5 separate regions of the Homo sapiens genome follow, and regions 1, 3, 4 and 5 are each linked to region 2. A link is a loop called in an ENCODE intact Hi-C map of the cell type or tissue named here. Cell type or tissue: GM12878. All regions are shown on one strand. Region 1 overlaps MAML2 (mastermind like transcriptional coactivator 2). Region 2 overlaps MAML2 (mastermind like transcriptional coactivator 2). Region 3 overlaps MAML2 (mastermind like transcriptional coactivator 2). Region 4 overlaps MAML2 (mastermind like transcriptional coactivator 2). Region 5 overlaps MAML2 (mastermind like transcriptional coactivator 2).

Region 1 (4,000 bases), 100 kb after region 2:
TCTAATAAAGTTTGATCTTTGGATGCCTATCATGTATTATCAAGCCTATCATTTTCTCCATCAAAGAAAATATAGTCAGAGGTCAGAAAATAAGGGAGTGGGGAGGGGTAGTGGGAAGGACAGAGCAATCCAACAACCCTTGATCCATCTCTGCATCAATTGAGACCATTCTCCACTATCTGTGCTCACATAGTAAGCACACATCATTTTATTTCTTGCTTTTGCTTCCCATCATATTTTTAAACTTTCAATATCATTAAGTAACACCCTTTTTTCCTCCATGATAGCTAGTGTCACAGGTGCTTTTTTCCTCCTTTTTATTATTTTTGGCAGCAGAGAGATTTTTTTTCTCTCCCATTGACCTGTACCTATTCCTAGCAAATTCACTGCTTCATGACAAGCGCCAACAGTCATACGCAGATGCAATTTATCTTTGCGCGCAGCTGGTCTGTGTGCATGTGTGTCTGTGTGAGTGTTCTTCTTTCCCATTGTTTGACTCCTTTTAACTCCACTCAGATCTCTCTAATCACAGTTTGGAATTCACCTGAATTTCCCTGCTGGGAGAGCTGAAAAAGCTGACATCAAGTTGCTAAGACCACAGCTCTGAAAAGGAAATGGCACATCTTTATTGGTGGAACACATTAAAAGATGTGAATGTGAGGTTTTTAAGTAAGATGCTGCATACGCATAACCTCTAGGTGCTTGACAGTGACATTGTCCCACATGTTGGCCATCTCCTCCATAATTAAAGAAAAGCTTTGAAAAAAGAATACAAGTGTTTGATTTTCACACTAAAACATTATTCTGGGAATTCAGAGCCCACAGCTGGCTATGCCCAATCCAAAGCATGGAAATTGTTCACACAAATCTTTTCATGAGGTTGAGGGAGACTTCAGCATTCCAGCTATATTCTGCTCTGAGGGAAACATTTTAATTTCTTTTGATTTCTTATGTGTCCATTCACAAGGTTAGTTTTCTTTTTTTCTAAAAAAAAAAGAAAGTTGCTATAGTAACAATCATCTATCACAGGGCCCCTACTTGAGTACTTACAAATGCTGCTCGTTAAACAAGCAGATCCTTGTGCCACGTGGAAGGCCAGAGAGAAACATCAGTATATCAAGATTGTCAAAGATTAAATGGTGAAAATAAAAGATTTTTAAAAATGGAAACAGAAGCATCAGTGGATGCTTCCATCGGATAGGGCACTCTATACATAACACAGCTATTTCTCTACCACAAGGCCAACCAAACAATTTCATAGTGATCAGACTTGACAGGGCCTTGAAGAAAGCAATTAAGAGGAAATGGGCTTAGGCCATTCCCAAAGACAGTCTGATGTCTGGTTTTTGCTCAAAACTCAGCAGCCATGTTGTGTGGCATGAAGCATGACCTGGGGCAGTGTCCATCTCAGGAGCATGGCCTCGGGCCTGCCTCTCAGAGGCCCTGGAGTGAAAGCAGGGCTCCGCCCAAGAACCTGTGTACATCCATTTCCTTTTCCTGGGAGTAGCTGGACTAAAATGCCTGAGCCGCTGGGTATGCTTCTTGACTTACACAAATGTCACCAGGAGTATTTGTGTGAAGATCATTTCAGTCTACGAAGTACTAACAGGATATAAAAAGCCATCACAGAACCAGAAGGAGACCATTCTTCCCTCCCCTCTGATTCTACTTTCTAGGTAAGAGGAGGATAGGCCTCTGACCTCCCACTCTTGCCCCAACTTCACCTTCTGTGATTATGTGTCTGATATCTATGCATTAGCCATCCCTTTCTTCCATAAGCCTATTAATTTGAAAGAATAACTGATAATACAGGCTTGATTGACTCATTACTTTTTGTGATATAAGGAACATAGGTGGCTTAATTGAAAGTGTTTTCAGAAAGAAACAGAAAAAGAAAGGCAAGAAAGAAAGTGTGAGGGCCACTTGGTCAACTGCTGAGAAGAAACACTGGGGTTTCCCTTTCTGGTTGTGGGCTAAGCAAAAGTTCGCCCTCTGCACTATGGGCTCTCTCTGCATTTGAGTCACAGAAAATCAGTGAGCAAAAAGGCAACAATACAGAAATATGTTTGGCTTCATCTTTTATGAACAATCTGAATTCAGTTTGCATTTTGCAGGGCAAAAAAAAAGGATAGTTTTTCTAGAAAATAGATGGGAAGGAGGAAGAGGAGGAGGAAAATAGAACCCAATAGAAAAGTCTTTAAAAGACAAAAAAAAAAAAAAAAAACTTTGAGGCTTTCTTTTTCTTAGCGACAAGCTAGGGCTACTCACATTTAATCATGCTGTTCAAAAGGAAGCATATTGTGCCAAAATTTCCATGAGGAAAATTTCACTGCCTTGCATTGTTTTATTTCAGACTGCTCTTTACTTTGAGTCTGTATTTTCAAATTCTTTCTTTGAATATTTATGCCCTTAGGCAGACATATTAACTCATTTTACATTGAGAATCTCATTACATCAAGTAAAAATCCTAAGCCTGATAAAATGATTTACCCCCTCAATTTAACTTTTATTTTAGTCTCCCACCAGCTTCCCTGAAGTAGATTTGCTGCCAAGCTATAATACTATTTTAGACTGAGTCATCCAAGCACACTGAACAGCTTTTACTCTGCTCCTAATGTTTCTCCATCCCCGTTGTTTGAAAAAAAAAAAAAAGAAAAGAAAAAAAAGAGAAAGGAACGTGTTTTTCTATGGGTTTGCATTTGAAATGGTTACGAATGATGAAAAAGAAAAATAGGAGGCTTTAATCCAGGGTGTTTGGCCCCTAGGGAACATAGACTACTCTCTCCCCCATCTCTTAACTCCCTAAAGGGGGCATGTAGTGCTATACATTTTTAAGCTCTACTGAGGCCTTGAAACCACTGAAAGCATATGAAGGCGGTTGTATAAGTTTAAGTACACAATGCTTCATTTATTCATGGAGAGAATTTGAAGTCATTCATAGAGAGTGTGGTTGAAAACACCTACTGGAAAAATTAAAAATAAAAATAAAAATAAAACATTTGATGAAGCCCCGCTCTAGGAAACTGACATACCATCTCCAGAGTTGGAGAATTTGAAGAAAAAAAAAATCAGGGAAACAGGCCTTGGTTTTTTAAACATCTAATTTAATTATCTTTAATTTGTTAAATTTTTTTCAAAGACAGAGTCTTGCTACATTGCCTAGGCTGGTCTTGAACTCCTGACCTCAAGTGATCCTCCTACCTTGGCCTCCCAAAGTGCTGGGATTACAGGCATGAGCCATCATGCCTGGCCCCAGGAATCATGTCTTCTGAGGGAAATCCTGACCATTCCTTGATGGTTCAGACTTTGCTATGGGCAAAAATATTCCAGACTGAGAAAGGTACCAAGAGTCTTGGTGAGAAATCAGTCTAGAGGTACCAGATTTCAGTTTCTGTCACCTAATTTCATCGTTTGATCCTAATCTCCTTAGCTCTTGTTCCTTCTCACTCCCTCTTCCCTCCCCACTCAGAACCTCAGTTTGAAATGAATTCATGCAAATCCACCCCACCTATCTCTGCTTTTGCAAGTCCCACTTTACAGCCTCTGGCTTCTGTAGCTTGTGATCTCACATACTCACACCCTCCCTAGACTCTTAGTGATTTATATTGTTGGCTGTGCTGATGGGAAAGCCCAAAATATTTTTGGAAATAAAGAAGTAGCATCTAAAGTTTCACCAGAGAGGCTCTCACCATGAAAGGGAATTGTGAATACTGAAAAGTGTTGCCGGCCTCCCTCCTTTCTGAACTCCTTGAGAACTGGTTAAATGGCAGACTTGAGGGCCCCACATAGGTGTCTTTGTCAGTAGAAAAGGCTCAGGCCCCATCTGCTGAGCTACCATGGCAAGGATTAAGTATACCTGGAATGTGGAACAGAGCCAAGAACTCTGATCCCAATAGGCAAAGAAATAAACAGGAGTAGGGAGGGTGGAGAGGGAAGAGGTGAGCTGGCTGGGATCAAAAAGACTGTTGTCAAGATCTCTAGTGAGGCAGAGGCAGCCGGT
Region 2 (4,000 bases):
TGGGTTAGACAGAATCACTTCTGGGATCAAGTGGAACATTCATAGTTACCTGTAGACCAGGTAGGGGCATAGGATGCTGACAGAGGCTACATTTTAGATTTCTTGAGGTACAAACAGTCCCTACTCAACTTCCCTGATTACAATGTAGATGAGTTAAGAATAGTGGCGAATGAAAAAAGAGAGAACAATAGAGACACATAGTATTTTGAACCAAAAAGTTATATACAGATGTAAAACACAAGAAAAGTTGCTTCATGCAGACACATCAAAAAACTATAGCAGATTGCATTTGTTAGAAAGAGAGAGAAAGAGAGACAGAGAAATATTTTTGCCTGGGGATAGTAAGCATAATCTGAGAATATCACTAACAGTTTTAGTTGTTCTATATTAGTACTTTCATATAAGTATATATTTTAAAAGTAATTTCATGATGATGCAATTATGTTTAGAAGAAATTCAGAGTTTTATAAGGTCACTTTAATCCAGAAAAATATTCTTTAAAGTTTAAAAATACTGTTTTTTTCCTCCTTTAAAATGTTCCATTGATATTTTATTGCAGTAAAATATTCAAAAATGGTTATGCTTACTATTTCTCATCAGTCAGAATGGCTCTTATTAAAAAGTCAAAATATAATACATGTTGATGAGGTTGCAGAGAAAAGGGAATGCTTATGCACTGCTGGTGGGAATTGTAGTTCAGCCACTGTGGAAAGCAGTTTGGAGATTTCTCAAGGAACTAAAAATAGAACTACCATTTGACCCAGCAATTCTATTACTGAGTATCTACCTTAAAGGAAAATAAGTCATTCTACCAAAAAGCCACCTGCACTTATATGTTCATTGCAACACTGTTTACAAAAGCAAAGACATGGAACCAACCAAGGTATCTACCAATGTTGAATTAGTAAGAAAATATGGTACATATACACCATGAAATACTACATAGCCATAAAAAAGAATTAAATCACGTCCTTTTGTAGCAACATGGATGCAGCTGGAGGCCATTCTTGTAAGTGAATGAACACAGAAAGAAAAACCAAATACCATATGTTCTCACTTATAAGTGAGAGCTAAACATTGAGTACACATGGACATAAAGCTGGGAACAACAGACACTGGGGACTCCAAAAGGGGGAGGGTGGGAGAGAGGCTGGGGCAGACAAAGTACCCATTGGGTACTATGTTCACTATTTGGGTGACGGGATCAATAGAAGCCCAAACCTCATCATCATGCAATATAACCATGGAGCAAATCTGCACATGTACCCCTTGAATCTAAAAACAAGCAAACAAAAAAATGGTTATATAAAAGTCTGCAAGCTGTAATCAATGACAGAATAAATGGAATTTTTTTTCTTAGCCTTTAGGAAAATGCCAAGACATATTCCCACCTCTCACATGAGTTGGTGGTTTAAGAATTTGGTTTGCAAAACACAATTTAATATTTTATTTATAGAAGTCAAGAGAAATGGTAACAATTTAAAATTTTGATTCTTGAATATCTGTGCTTGTTAAAAAGAAAAGGTGTGTGGGTGTGTTGAAGGGTTTTTATTCCATTACTACCATAAAATCTACTTTTATTTACGTCTTTTAGAATCAAACTTTTAAAACATTTGCTAAAATTTCATAAATCTCATATGCCAAAATTCAGCTGAGCCAAACTCTTAGTTACCTGTTCTCCGTTTTTGAGCTGCAGTAGCATTTGGTAAACAGAATGCCCAGAACCTCCTCTGAAAGCACCACTAGCAGGCACTGTGAGAGCATTTTCATTCAAGTTCATTCGACTTGGGCAAAAAGAGAACAGCGGCTTACATCAACTGAGGATCAGTGAACACAATCTCATAGCAACAGACACCAAAACAGTCCCTCATTACAAGCCTTGTCCAACAATCAAGTCTTTAACGAGAACAAAGGTTGACAGTGATTAATCATTAAGCGGTTCCCTGTTCCTTGCTGCACGTGTTCACAGCAGCCTCCTACAGAGGCAGTCTGGCATATTTCCTGTCTCTGTGCTCCACTGTGCCATGTCTGAAGGGACGCCCAGGCAGCCTTCTCACTATTTTAATTTCAAATGCTACAAACATCTACAGAGTCTCTATGTGCACATGTCTTGACTTTTATTCTGAGCCTGGCAGACTCTGAATGGATATAGGGAGTATGAACATAATAAGCCGTTAACTCCACATCTGCTTACTAGATTATGTTCAAAGACAGTATAAGAAATTGATTAAACACTGTTTTCTAGAATAAACCTTTGAAATCTGTTTGTTTCCTTAAGCAACACAATGATAAGTTGCTATAATTTAGTTGTGCAGTGAACAGAAGATACCTTCACTACTGTTTCTACATAAAAATAGCTTCTGTGTTGTCAAAGCACCATGCTTTGACAAGCAACAAAAACATTTTCAGAAACCTCTTTCAAATAATTCTGTTTCACAAGGCAACAGAATTATAAAGTCAACTAATGCTGCCACCATTTTATTCAATGTTCCCTTTTCCTGTGTCTTTTTTATGACCTGTCTGGGCATTATCTATCTTAGTTGGTCATGCAATAGCATATGTATTCACCTTAACAGACTAACTTGGAGGGTTTTTATTTTCTCTCTTTCAACATGTACATTTCACTGATGACCATGTTGCCTGTAAACTGCTAGGAGCTCAGGTGAAAAGAGAGAGTTATGAGATACAGATTTCTGAGAGGTGAGGGGCAAGGGTTAATTGAAATTTTTAAAATGATCAAGGGAAGTAGGTTATGTATCAACAAACATATTGTTTTTCCAATAACAAATGTCACATTTAAGAACAACAAAATGAGATAACCCTAAGCATTCTTTGTATCTATTCACTTCTCTCTTCAAAGTAATCAGAATTAAGTAATGTGAGGTCTCCAGTAGCTCATGTAGTAGATTATAACTAGTCCATCTACAATATAAAAGCTAAAGTATAAAATCCAACCACAAAGTGATACAGGACTGCTAGGAAGGGAAGAGTGTGGTCCCTTTAAATGACATGGAATGGGGGAAGCAAAGTACTGGGTAGAGAAAGGCAGGTCCCTGGCAAGGGCTCCACTCCAACGACCTAGGTGAGGACAGGCACTTCCTGCCCAAATGTTGCATTTCCCAAGACCACCTGGGCCTGCCACAACCCCATCCTGGGCCTATAAAAACCCCAGACCCTAGCAGTAGACACAAAGGCAGCCAGACGTCGAGAGGAGCACACTGGCAGAGGAGCACACGCACAAGCACTGGCGCCTGCAGGCCGTCAGCAGGACACTGGCGGGACGAGGTGGGGCTGTTGGAGGAGAGCCAGGGCCACCGAGCAGCCCACCTCCAGGGAAAGAGCATCTTCCTTCTGGTTCCTCCATCTGCTGAGAGCTACTTCCACTAAATAAAACTTTGCATTCTTTCTTCAAGCCCACGTGTGATCTGATTCTTCCTGTACACCAAGGCAGGAACCCAGGATACAGAAAGCCCTCTGTCCTTGTGATAAGGAAGGGGATCTAATTGAGCTGGTTAACACAAGCCACCTATAGACAGCAAACTAAGAGAGCACGCTGTAACACATGCCCACTGGGGCTTCAGGAGCCGTAAACATTCACCCCTAGACATGGCCGTGGGGTCGCAGCCCCACAGCCTGCCTGTATGTATGCTCCCTTAGAGGTTTGATCAGCGGGGCACTGATGAAGCGAGCCACTTCCCCATCTCACACCCTGCGAGGGGGACAAGGGAATCTTTCTTGTCTCAAAAGTATAAAATATGCAATTCTCCCAGTATACTCAGCATTTTAGTATACAGCTGCAGTTTCTTTAAACTGAGTATATTCACTGAGGAATGGGAAATGACAATGCCACTCTACGAACAAAAAGACTACCTTATTATTGGTAACTAGGCTCTCCACAGGGATCCTTGCGACAGGGATGACACAGTGGTTGTTGACTCACATTAATATCAAAGCAGCCTGAGAGGAAACCACATTCAGAAAATGAACTTAACCACAGCCT
Region 3 (4,000 bases), 64 kb after region 2:
AGATTCTCAAAATACAGCAGGTGTGTGAAGGACAGTATATGCTGTACCTAACAAGTTCAAAGAGTTACCCAGAAACTATTGTCATGTTGTTTTCTGTTTATCAAACTCTTATTTGCAGTCTTTTTGGTCACATGAGAGTTTCATCAGATATCTGCAAGATGTAATTTCTCTCCCAAAACCCCAAGGAAATGCTATCAAAAGATTCATGTCTTCAATAGATTCTATTCTTGGAGAGGTTAATATGGAGGAAAGATCCATGGTCAGTCCACATTTTGTGCAGATGACGATGGCGGCGCAAAGCCACCTGAAGTCATTCACCTTTGCAACTGCATTTGGATTCTATATTGTCTGCATCAGGCATGGAGACGCCCACCGGCTGCTGTGAGAGGAATAAAAGGAGTACTGACAAACGTCATCATACAAAAAAGGTTTCAAATCATTTTTGACACCAGAATAAAAGTTAGATTCCTGTGTCTGTCTGAGATTTCGAGTTATCTTTCTAAATGGCTCTCTAATCGCATCAGCAAACCCTCAGGGAAGAGCCTTCACTTCCTTTCTGTTGTCTGTTAAGCCAAGCACACCCAGAGTGGTCAATAAATAATACTGTGGGAGTACTGGAGGGCAGGGAGTGGTGTTGCATATTTTGCTTTTGATTTTTCCTCTGGAAAAAAAGATGAATTAAGTGACAGAGTGGCAAAAGGAGTAGGCAACAAAGAAACATAGCCGGAAACTTGAGCGTGACTCTTAATTTCACTCTTTTTAGAGCTTTAATGCAAATCCAATTATGTATTTGCTTTCAGTTCTGAAGGTGAGAAATTCGAGGTTAGACATCACAAAGCTAATACATAGATTCCCTAGAGAGGATATTGATAATATTTCATGTTTTCCTCCTGACATAATATTCCCCCAAGTGAAATCCATTGCCTATTATTATTGATACTGTGCTATCCTGGTAGCAAACTTGAAATGTAAGGAAATAGGATTCTGTTCATTATTTCTTACCAGTAAAATTAATGAATCAGAGAAGAAGCTAATGTAGGTCTGTTTTATCACTAAGGTGCTCAGAAGTTCAACCTTCCTTTTGTTCTCCTTTAGAGAAGCTGTACTTACAAGCATTGCAAAGTCTGACAAATTGTATGGTGTCTATTATTATCTGTCTGTCTCCTTCCCAGACAGGGCAGGGATTCTATCTTCTCTATTTTCATACCCTCCAAGACCTAACACAAGCCAATAATATTCCATCAACCATCGAACACATATTTAAGTGCCTACAGAGTGCTAGGGAGTGTGCTGGGTGCTGGGGACTGAAAGAGGGAAGACAGATAATTCTGGAAGGTATAATGTAAAAGAAGAGAAGAGCTGAGCTAGGGGAAGTCGGGTGGGGGTGGATTTGTCTGAGTGGCTTCCCAAAGGAAGTGATGTTTAAGGGGAAACCTGACTGATGAATAGGAGTTTCCCCAAGTTCTCTTTTTCTTTGTCTTTTCAGGTTACTGGAAAAGCTAGTGAGGTTTGTGGCTGGTATCATACTGTTTAATGTGTCATCTGCTACCATGGTCAATGTGACTCTTACTAATCGGCATTCAGATAGCGCCTTGCATATTGATTGTATGCTAATACATTTGAGCCAGTTGGCCTTGCTATGTGACATTCTCATGCTTCCCCAAACGTGAACACTGAAGTGAACCTTGGGTGGCCCTGCTTTGTGGATCACATATCTCCCACATCTCTACTTTCAGAATAAATTTGTTAATACATTCTCCTCTCTCCTGCAAGGCCTAGATAGAAGAAACTCTTAATTTAAAATATTACAACAGAAAGTTATTCTGCCTTTTGCCAAGAGGTGTGATCCTCATAGTCGTTTGAAATATCATCAAGCTGAGTCTCACAGATGCTCAGGGGTGAAAGAAATATGTGTAAAACCTGGAGGTATGAATGGTGTGCATCATGTATTGTATGCATGAGCAGAAACACCAGCCTTGGAGAGAAACACCAGCTTTGGAGAGACACACCAACCTTGGAGAGACACACCAGCTCCCCTCTTACTCTGTTTACTGTTTTCTTTCTGTGAAATTTAAAATTGATTCCATGTGTACTATAATGCAAGCAATGGGGCAAGGCTGCTCTCTTTTGTCTCTCTCTCTCTCTCACACACACACACACACACACACACACACACACACACACACAGCCCTTCAGAGCTGCCTGCTTAACTTCTCACAGCAACTTCCTCCACTCGGATGGGCTGTGGTCCCTGAGGGAAGCCTCGGCATCTGAATTTGGCAGGGAATCCCATTCCCATGGAAGTCAGGGCTGCCCTCACTCCCAAGGAACAGCCTGGGGAGGTTCTCACACATTTGCCTCTGGCTTCACTACAGAATATGTACACTCAAAGGGGACAATAGAGGGGTCTCCCACACCCCACAACTCATGCAGACCCACAGACAGTTGGGAACGTCTTGCTCTGAATATGAGGAAAATGAGATCTATGTGAATCTTCACCAGGCCACAGCTCATACTTCTTGCTGCTGTCTATAAATGAATGTTAGCAGCACTTTACATATCAAAATTGTCCAAGTGGGACCTGACCTTTGGGCCTTTGGATCCATGTTGCATTCATAGCCATTTAGATCTGACCCCATTTCAAGTGTTCAGAAAAATGAGAAACAATTTTACAATAGCAAAATTGGGCCCTCCAACCCTTCCCCACAAAATTGAATGAAATACAAGGAGGAAAAACAAATGGAGATATTTGTGAGAATGACTGACTTCCTTCTGCAAACAGAAATGGGCAAGTTATCAGAGTTAAAATTGCCTTATAAAGTATCTTTATACAGCAGAAGAGATCATCAGAAATGCATTTTTTGGCTCAAATTTCCTTTTATTTCTCCCTTGGGATCTCTCTTTCTGACTTTTTACCCCAACTCTCTCTCTCTTTTTTTTTTTTTTTTTTTTAAAGACAGTCTCGCTCTGTCACCCAGGCTGGAGTGCAGTGGTGCGATCTAGGCTCACTGCAACCTCTGCCTTCTGGGTTCAAGTGATTTTCCTGCCCCAGCCTCCCAAGCAGTTGGGACTACAGGCATACGCCACCATGCCCAGCTAATTTTTGTATTTTTGGTAGAGACAGGGTTTCACTATGTTGGCCAGGCTGGTCTTGAACTCCTGACCTCAAGTCATCCACCCGCCTCAGCCTCCCAAAGTACTGGGATTACAGGCATGAGCCACCGCAACTGGCCTACCCCATCTTTTTTACTCTCTTTCTGGCTTTGCCAATGTAGGCAGTTTCAATTTCATTATATATGTGGGTCGAAACTTTATTTTAGGAATAATCTTGGATGTAAGACTACTACTGCTTTTTCAGAAGCAAACCATTTTGTGGACTGTACTCAGAAATGCAAAACACAGCCTCATCCACTGAGTCCTGCCTCCCAGGTCTGATGTGGAGTCCACAGTACAGGATGGGGAAGACTCTGGGTGTGGCTGCAGCGGTGGTGGGCCCTGCCTTGCCTGGTGCTCTTTTTATAGGCTATAGAAATACAACTGATGACTCAAAACTATTATATCTTGATAAATGAAATAAACAAAATTCAGTCCCTAACACTGGTGTGGATGGGCATTTGGGCAGTACCTACACTGTAAATGTCCATGCTATAAAGAACCCCTGGGAATGAAGAGCTCTGTGCTCCCTCCCAGGTGTTCTTCTGGCCAGTCTCCTTTTCTGTCTTCCCCTGGTCTGAAGGATTGTTCCTCTCTTCTATGAGAGTGCAGCTGAAAATGCTCATAGTCTCTCCATTTCGAACCTGGAGCCAGGCTGAGGTGGATGCCCCTTCTCTGTGGTTTCCATAGCAAAGTGCTCTGTGCACATCTGGGACTTACATTTCTCTCTTGTCCTGCAATTTTCCATTTCACTAAATAGATTGTATTTCTCATTCCACCACCATGCCTGGCTCAATCAGTGTACACTGAACACATCTCTTCTTTTTAAAAGAATGTAATATTCTAG
Region 4 (4,000 bases), 180 kb after region 2:
TGAATTCAAAGACACAAGTTTCACTCATTTTAAAATTGTGACTCAAACAAATGTGAATAGTGCCTAGAGGCTTCCTTGCTACTGAACTGTGGTCCATTTTTTGAACATTCCTGGTGCCCTGAGTAATGTACCTTTAACCTTATTTGAAATTCCCAGTATCTTCAGTGGGTGTCTGAGGGGTCTTTCTTACCTCTGTGAATCAAGTTGTCTCTGCACATTCATTTGGATACTTTCTCCCCATCTTTTTTAGAAGCTAAGTGTGATAGCTAAATGAGATAACATATAAAATGTGGCACATAGCAGATGATTAATAAAAGCCACTGTTATTCCAGATTGCTGGTTTTCTCAGACTTTCAAATTAACTCATTACCTAGATGCCAAAAGAAATATATTTGGTATTTTCTTGACACTTAGTAGGTATTCTAGAAATATTTTATTTTAAACAGATGAATGAATAAACAAAAGAATTGAGGTATAAACGTAGCTTCACTTAAGGAATCACTGCTGATCCTATCCCAGGTTGTCTTGGAAGTAAATGCTTGAACTCCCAGCATCATTTATCCAAAGTGAGTAAGAAGTTTTAAACAGGCCGGGTGCGGTGGCTCACGCCTGTAATGCCAGCACTTTGGGAGGCCGAGGGTGGTGGATCACAAGGTCAGAAGATGGAGACCATCTTGGCCAACATCTCTAGTAAAAATACAAAAATTAGCTGGGCATGGTGGCATGTGACTGGAACCCCAGCTACTCGGGAGGCTGAGGCAGGAGAATCGCTTGAACCAGGGAGGCAGAGGTTGCAGTGAGCCGAGATCGTGCCACTGCACTCCAGCCTGGCGACAGAGTGAAACTCTGTCTCAAAAAAAAAAAAAAAGTTTTAAATAACTGTCGTGTTTAGGAATGTCCACCTATTACTGTTCTTCTCCTCTGCTCTGATATTTTTCACTCCAGTCTATGGACTAAGCACTCCAGAAGAGGTGTCTGCTTCTGACTCCAGCACTGTGCATACTGATTCATTCGGCTGGCATTTGGCCTGGCCTTCATGTGGCAGAGGTATCTTTGGCCTATGGTTAAATGGAGTTGTCCCTCTGATGTTTCTGACTTGGCAATGAAATCTCAGTAACCAGAATCATCACTACAGCACCCTGCTATTTAATCTTTGCTGGAAAGTGATGAAAACAGACCTCACTTGTATGAGAACTCTTAGGTTTAGTGAAAGCAATGTGAGAAGTCGCCAAGTTTGTGCTTTGAAACAAGCACATGTTTGAAACCTTAGGTTTCTTTTTCTTAAGCTTTCCCAAGTTGGAAGCTTATAACACAGACATGAAAGTCTGATTTAAGCAGTTCCTATAACCTTTCTAATTTCAGATTTTAAAACTGCTTTTGCTTGAATAGAAAATGGAAAGCCAACACATCTCTCTCTACCCCCATCCTTCCCTGAATAACCTAGATACTTAAGCAATCCTTCCCTTCCCTGGGGCTGTGACTGTAGAGTATTATTTTATTGACTCATAATTAAGAACTTCTGATGAGAAAACCAGTCAACAGAGAAAAATGGCTTGGGGGTCCCACAAGCAAAGAGAAAGCCTGTATGTCCCTATTATGGCAAGTACAACAGGCAGGAATGAGGAGATCTTACAAAAGAAAATCTTTTTGAAAACGTTAAGTCCTTTAAAAAATGAACTTTATGTCCTTTTTGAGGAAGTCAGTTTTTTTTTTTCCTTTCCCATAATGTAATGAAAACGTGAGTGGTAGTTTGAGCTGCTGTAAGATTCAGGGAGTGTATGAGAGAGTGAAATTGTGTGTGGGAGGGGACTGACAATGGAAAGTTGGTGGTGAACACAGAGTGTGGGCAGAAGGAAAAAAGCACATGTGAAACATCTCTGAAAGGAAGTGTCACAGGAAAAACTTTTGAGGCAGCATTCTATGGGGCTGGTCAGAGCACCACCAAAGCTGCTGTGCATTTGTTCAACATTAAAAAAAAAATTCTGCTAAACAAATAAGCAAAAGATTTCAAATGTCCAAAGAGCCACTGAGGAGAAACCATTACTCTTTTAACTGAACAAATATTCCTGGAATTCAGTCACATCTTATTAGTAAAGAGAAGCTTCTAGCTCAATGCTAGAAACTGTTTTGTTTTTTTTTTTCTATATCTGGTTCCACTCATGGAAATGACCACCTCTGCACCCATTATTCACCGGCCATATCTAGTTTAATACAAGAGGTGATTTGCCTCTTGGTGCCTTGAGGTATGATTTGATGAGAGTTTGGTAATGCATATAAAATGGATTTCCATTATCCAATTATAGCCAATAGGACCTAATCTGACTTCTCTGAACAATTTTTTAAACAAGTAGCCATTTTGTATGGCACAAGTTTCGTGCTTATAATTTACTTCCTAGGAAATCTTTATGTATTAATGTAGTGTTTTTACATACCAATAGTTACTCCTAGAAGAGAATAGACTTTTAAGACTCATTTAAAGTGGATGCTTTGAATTCTCCATTTGAAATACCTGAAATAAGCTTAAACACTATTGCGGGATAGACTAGAAAGAAAAGTAGTCTCTTACCACTATGACTAATTTCAGGTAACTGAAAATCTACAGCTTTGAAACTGCAGCACTACTAGTTAATTTGCAACAGCAAATCTGTTTTTCTTCTGACAGATTTACTCATTCATGTCATGTTTCATTATATTCATTCTGTGGACATACAACATAAGCTATTAGAATGTGAAATCTACTTGCTACTTTGTTTGTTGGGCATTTTGTTTTGGTTGTTTAGATCTGATTGTAGGTGTCCTTGCTGAAATATTCAGGAACATCTGTGGGAAGCTAATTCTTCATTCAGAAAAGAATCCATCACAAGAGGAAATAGCTTTAAAAACTGGAACTGGGATACTTATATTTTTATTCAGTTGGCTTAATTTATTATTCTAAAATATTGAAGAGGACTAAAAGAATTTTTCTTCTAAAGTTCAGAGCCAAAGAATCTAGGATTGTATATGGCTGAAGTTAAAAGTAGGTGTCACTAGATGACACAAAGATAAAAAAAATCTTAATTCCTATTTTTTTACTCCCTTTTTCAAGGAATGATTTCACACTGAAAATTTGTTAAGAGGAAACTTTAAAAGCCAACATGGATGAAGACATGTTAATAGAGCACTGAATTTTTAGTTTTAGTGATGAACATGGAGTCTGCAATATCCTAGTATACAAAATGTGGACATTTGATGTGAGGTGAGGTTTTTGGGGAGAGATTGATGGTGGATATACATGTGTTAGGCACTGATCCAGACTTCTTAGGCATTACCTCATTTAATCCACCCAACAGCCCTAGAAAGGAAGTACTGTTGCAGATGAGGGGATCTGTTCATGAGAAAGTTTAATGAACTTGTCCCAGGGAAGGTTAATGAGGGGAAGAATGAAATTTTGAAATCAAGGTTTACTGGCCCACAGAATCCATGATGTTACTAGCCACCTCTTTTAGATGGATTTGTAATGAGTTATACATCCATATCTACAGCCAATCCATGAAAGAATGACAAACCACAGGTCACTTATGGTAAGGCAGGGAGCTGATGTCTCCCAGTCTTACAGAAGACTTTGTGTTGATGACTTAGTGAAATTTATGAACGCATGCAGAATAAATTTATCAATTACCTGGAACTGGGGCCAATAAAAATATTTGGGGTAACAATCAGGATAGAAATGATCTCAACAAACTGAAACTATGAGCCAGCCCTAAAGAGATGACATTTAACGGGGATAAATGTAAATCCCTCTTCATGGACATAAAATATCAGTTGTACAAAATGAGCAGAATTGGAGAGAAGTGATCTAGCAGGGGGTCTCATGTGTAAAAACATTTAATGTAACTCAAGTTATCAAATTTTTACTGAGGGCCTATTGTGAAAGAGACAATGGGGTACAGGGAGTTTTAGCTGACAGTAATTTCAATACTAGTCAATCAATGTAGCTGCCAAAACAATTAATGTAATCTGA
Region 5 (4,000 bases), 230 kb after region 2:
TTTGTTGCCAGAGTGAGTGTCCCTGGGACAGTGTTGATTGCGGAAGTCAACAGAGGAGGAGAATTTAAGTCCTCCACTTCCTGCTGGGCTCTCATAAAACGATGCAAACCAATGGGCCCTTGGTTTGTTTTAGGTTAGACTTGTGGAAGTTTTCGAAATTCTAGTTTTGCTCTGTTCAATCATTTTAGAAAATATCTAAGTATCGTTCTGGTTTGAATTAGTTTGTTTGGTCTATTTTTGAACATATTTTGCTTCAGTTACAACATTAATATTTGGGTTTTATTCAGTTCAGGGTTCAGCAAATTAGCAAAATTACAGCTTTGGGTTATGGTTACTTGTTATATATCTTTGCATGAGAGCCCATGCAAGTGTGATTGGAGCAGAAAGCTAAGGTTCATCACAACCATGGCCACTAGAGCTTTCTATGATCCAAGGAAGTTAATTCACTTTTTTACTTTGTTTCTCAAGAGGATTCAACAATGCAAGCACCAAACCAAGTGGATGCCCCTCTTTCTGTTGCTTGGTTTAAAATTAAAACCCTTGATGAATAAAGTGATTTATTTCATATTATATTTATGAAAAGGTAGAGCACTCTCAATGTTTTGAGTATTCCTGAAACTGTTTACTTAATTATACAATGAGAAACAAGACAGGAAAAAACTTCATAAAAATCACTAGGGATTTTAAAAAAATGCCCATGTACTCTTATTTTGCAATGGCTCTGGTTGTGAAATCATCAGACTGAAAAATACTGGAGGAGTGGTGAGGGTGGATTTTAGTGACAAGATTTCCTTAAGGCTGTAAATAAACCAGATTCAGTAAGAGAAACAGAGATGGCAGTTTTCATCATAAAAGGGGGAAAACATTTTCCAGTTGAATTATAGGTACAGCACAAAACAGTTGTTCCGTTTTTAAAAACTTTAGTTTCTGCAGGCTGAAACAGAGCATTTCATTTGGCTCAGTTCATGAAAGCCATCTGCACCTGCTCACGAAACAGCTTAAAGAGAAAAAAAAAGTGTGCACCAAGGATTTTAACTTACACAGACAATAAGGGATAGACTCTGGCACTCAAGCACTGAAAAAGCAGGAGCATGATAAAGGGGAAAGGATCATAATTTTATGAAGTGCCAATAAATAATAACCCCAAATCAGCTTACAGCATCACTTAGGTTTACCTGTGGAAGCTACACTTGCCTGTTCTGGTTGCATGTTTAAAAGTTAAGCAATTAAACCTCAATTATATAGGTTTTTCTTTTATGTAGCCTAGGGTTGAATGCATTACTGGCAGGAAACTTTAGCTCATGAATTCAATCAAAAATCCTTTCATTTGTCAGAACTGCTTCCTGCTGCCTCCTTTAAACATCTGCTTCTCCAGTTCAGGGACACACACACACACACATACACATACACACACACCCCCTCTTTGTTAAAATAATAAGCAATCTACCAACTTCCCTTGCAAAAGTTACATTCTCTCTTACACACACACACACTTGTTCCCAGTAGAGTTTATTTAATGTGTCTTTTATAGCTTCCTTGTCCTTCTCTCTTCCTTTCCGCTTTTAAATTCTGGAAAACCTCAAGCTGACAAAAGAAGACATTTTAAAAATGCGAGGATAAGGCCCGGCCGGCCTCCAGACCAATGAGAAGGAAGCAGAGCAAGGAGGCGGGGGAGGCGGGGTTGGCTGTCGGGAATTGCCTGCACTCCTTAAACGGCAGGCACTTCCTGCTAGAGGAGGCCAGCTCTGAACAGACAGAAATCGGGTGGAAAGCTAGCAGGAGGCGTTGCTCAAGTTCAAAACAATCTGTGCGTGTCCAGGCACGCGCGGAGCCAGACCCCAGCCGCGCGGCTCAGACCTCGCGAGAGCCATCACCTGAGAAATCCACAGCCTTTTCTCATCAGGCTTAGACTGTTTTTCCCATACCTCCAAGAAGGAAGACCCACATGTTAAAACTATGAGAAAAGCTGAAAGTGCCTTCTGAACAGTCATCCTTCTTTTTCTTTTTTTTTTTTTTTTGAGACGGAGTCTCGCTTTGTCGCCCAGGCTGGAGTGCAGTGGCGCGATGTTGTCTCACTGCAAGCTCCGCCTCCCAGGTTCATGCCATTCTCCTGCCTCAGCCTTCCGAGTAGCTGGGACTACAGGCGCACGCCACCACGCCTGGCTAATTTTTTGTATTTTTAGTAGAGAAAGGGTTTCACCGTGTTAGTCAGGATGGTTTGTCGTGATCCGCCCATCTTGGCCTCCCAAAGTGCTGGGATTACTGGCGTGAGCCACCGCGCCCGGCCCAGTCATCCTTCTTTAACCACGACATAGGTACTCAGGTCCGCTGGCCTTCCTCTGCACTGATGGACTTTTCTTTGTGAAACTGATTCAGAGGCGGACCTCAAGTGGCTTATTCCTTCGCCTAAAAATCGTGCTGCTTTTTCCTCTAGTGAAGTCTGGAGTACAAATTAATAAAAACTTGGGGCTGTGCGGCCTAATGGCTCAAACCGTGTTCCAGATGTTTTGAAATATTATTACCCCTTTTGAGAGCCTCAGTGTCTCCCTGGAGGGTAAGACATCTGCCTTAAGGGCACTTACCAAGAAACTACAAACATTTGACTGCACACAACAATGGTATCTTAATAAGACAAGGTGCTTAATACAACTGGCTGCCCTATTATGACGTGTAAGAACGTTTTCATATGTAAGCTATGCTTGCAATTCTATAAGTAGATAAGGAAGCTTGTGGTTGTTACACTTCTAATATATGGATAGAAGAGCTTAAACTCTAATGATTAGAAAATTACTGGTATTCTGAAGTGTATTACAATCAATGCATTCATGATATCTACACGTTGTAATTATTCATCCTTAAATTAAAAATGGTTTATATGGTTATAGCCATATATATCGATTATTGTTTTATTATATTAATAATAGCTAACATTTCTGAGCACTATGTGCCAATTATAACACAAAGTTCTTTACATGCATTATTTCATTTCACCCCTACGACTCTACAGAACTATGATTACATTGAAGAAACAGAGGTTTGTATCATTCATTTGCTATAGGCCAGGGAGTGAGTTAACAAAGCTGTGACTTGAACCCAGCACCTGGACTCTCAGAGCAATCACACACTATTCAACCATCCACCCATTCATCCATCTATCCGTCTGTCTGTCCATCCATGCATCCAATCACCCACACACCCATGCCATCCAACATGAAATGTGTATTATTTGGAAAGACACAGTCATAAGATGTGCACAAAATACTTAAAAAAAGGATCTATTTTGTCCACCTGAAACAAAAGGAACATGCTGTATCTTAAAATGTCAGATGTTAGATGTGAGATTATACATCCATACTGAACTGTAGAAACAATGAATAATACAAGCAAAACCAAAAAAGCCAATGCAACTGATATCAACAAGAAATTCAATACTCCTCTGACATACAAAATATAATACTCAGTGTATCTCTCAAAAGACAATTTTTCTTTGAATTTTCCAAATAATTTGCAAAAATTAATTCAGGGAGCCTTCAGGAAAGTGCCTTCCGAACAGTCATCCTTCTTTTTTTTTTTTTTTTTTTCCAAAACAAAACATGCTTAGCATGCACACTTTTACCACTTTTTTCGAGTGGAAAGTTTATTGGCAATATTAAATTTCACCCTAGATAGGATATGAGAATGTTTTGATAAATCACAATTTATAGTATATTAATGCCATGTGAGAATTTTGTTTCCCAAGTAAGAGCTCACATGGAACTTGGTCATTAAACCTTAAAGAAACCTTTCTCACATATCTATAGGCCTCAAATTGAAATAATCTATAAATGAATTTGTAGATTTCTTTTTAGTTTAATTCCTGAGTATACAGGGCAAAAGCTTATATCCTTTATATAAACTTCTGCTTTGGTCTAAAACTGATATATCTTCACGTTGAGGTTTCATCTGAAATGCACCACGTTTGCTGACTTGCTTCAATATGAATTTGTATGGCTATGAAATT

What was found. A loop is a pair of places that touch in the nucleus more often than their neighbours do. Peaks named below come from ENCODE experiments on the same cell type or tissue, not always from the same donor. Only the 100,000 strongest peaks of a DNase experiment are listed, where the experiment ranks them.
Region 1: it touches region 2 in a loop (4-fold over the local background); 4 of 110 quality-filtered maps call a loop at or near these places.
Region 3: a loop joins it to region 2, with 2.7 times the contacts of the local background. A loop is called at or near these places in 2 of 110 quality-filtered maps.
Region 4: it touches region 2 in a loop (4-fold over the local background); 2 of 110 quality-filtered maps call a loop at or near these places.
Region 5: it touches region 2 in a loop (4-fold over the local background); 12 of 110 quality-filtered maps call a loop at or near these places.

Annotation. Positions count from the first base shown.
Region 1 is chr11:96,110,967-96,114,966 of GRCh38, forward strand. The region is part of intron 1 of MAML2 (mastermind like transcriptional coactivator 2); the gene reads right to left. Among named protein-coding and RNA genes, the nearest start is that of MTMR2, 190 kb to the left of the region's middle. In GM12878, no CTCF peak of the experiment used is centred here; a DNase peak (open chromatin) is centred at 1,975; H3K4me3 peaks cover 503 bases; H3K27ac peaks cover 3,110 bases.
Region 2 is chr11:96,010,439-96,014,438 of GRCh38, forward strand. The region is part of intron 2 of MAML2 (mastermind like transcriptional coactivator 2); the gene reads right to left. Among named protein-coding and RNA genes, the nearest start is that of MTMR2, 88 kb to the left of the region's middle. RefSeq lists an enhancer at 1,599-2,202. In GM12878, a CTCF peak has its summit at 1,744; DNase peaks (open chromatin) are centred at 1,883 and 3,923; H3K4me3 peaks cover 342 bases; H3K27ac peaks cover 1,271 bases.
Region 3 is chr11:96,074,288-96,078,287 of GRCh38, forward strand. The region is part of intron 2 of MAML2 (mastermind like transcriptional coactivator 2); the gene reads right to left. Among named protein-coding and RNA genes, the nearest start is that of MTMR2, 150 kb to the left of the region's middle. RefSeq lists a silencer at 1,588-1,647. In GM12878, no CTCF peak of the experiment used is centred here; a DNase peak (open chromatin) is centred at 1,534; H3K4me3 peaks cover 867 bases; H3K27ac peaks cover 2,538 bases.
Region 4 is chr11:96,186,940-96,190,939 of GRCh38, forward strand. The region is part of intron 1 of MAML2 (mastermind like transcriptional coactivator 2); the gene reads right to left. Among named protein-coding and RNA genes, the nearest start is that of MIR1260B, 150 kb to the right of the region's middle. RefSeq lists an enhancer at 921-980. In GM12878, no CTCF peak of the experiment used is centred here; DNase peaks (open chromatin) are centred at 1,822 and 2,663; H3K4me3 peaks cover 494 bases; H3K27ac peaks cover 3,892 bases.
Region 5 is chr11:96,241,654-96,245,653 of GRCh38, forward strand. The region is part of intron 1 of MAML2 (mastermind like transcriptional coactivator 2); the gene reads right to left. Among named protein-coding and RNA genes, the nearest start is that of MIR1260B, 98 kb to the right of the region's middle. RefSeq lists an enhancer at 1,894-2,043. In GM12878, no CTCF peak of the experiment used is centred here; a DNase peak (open chromatin) is centred at 1,798; H3K4me3 peaks cover 1,832 bases; H3K27ac peaks cover 2,451 bases.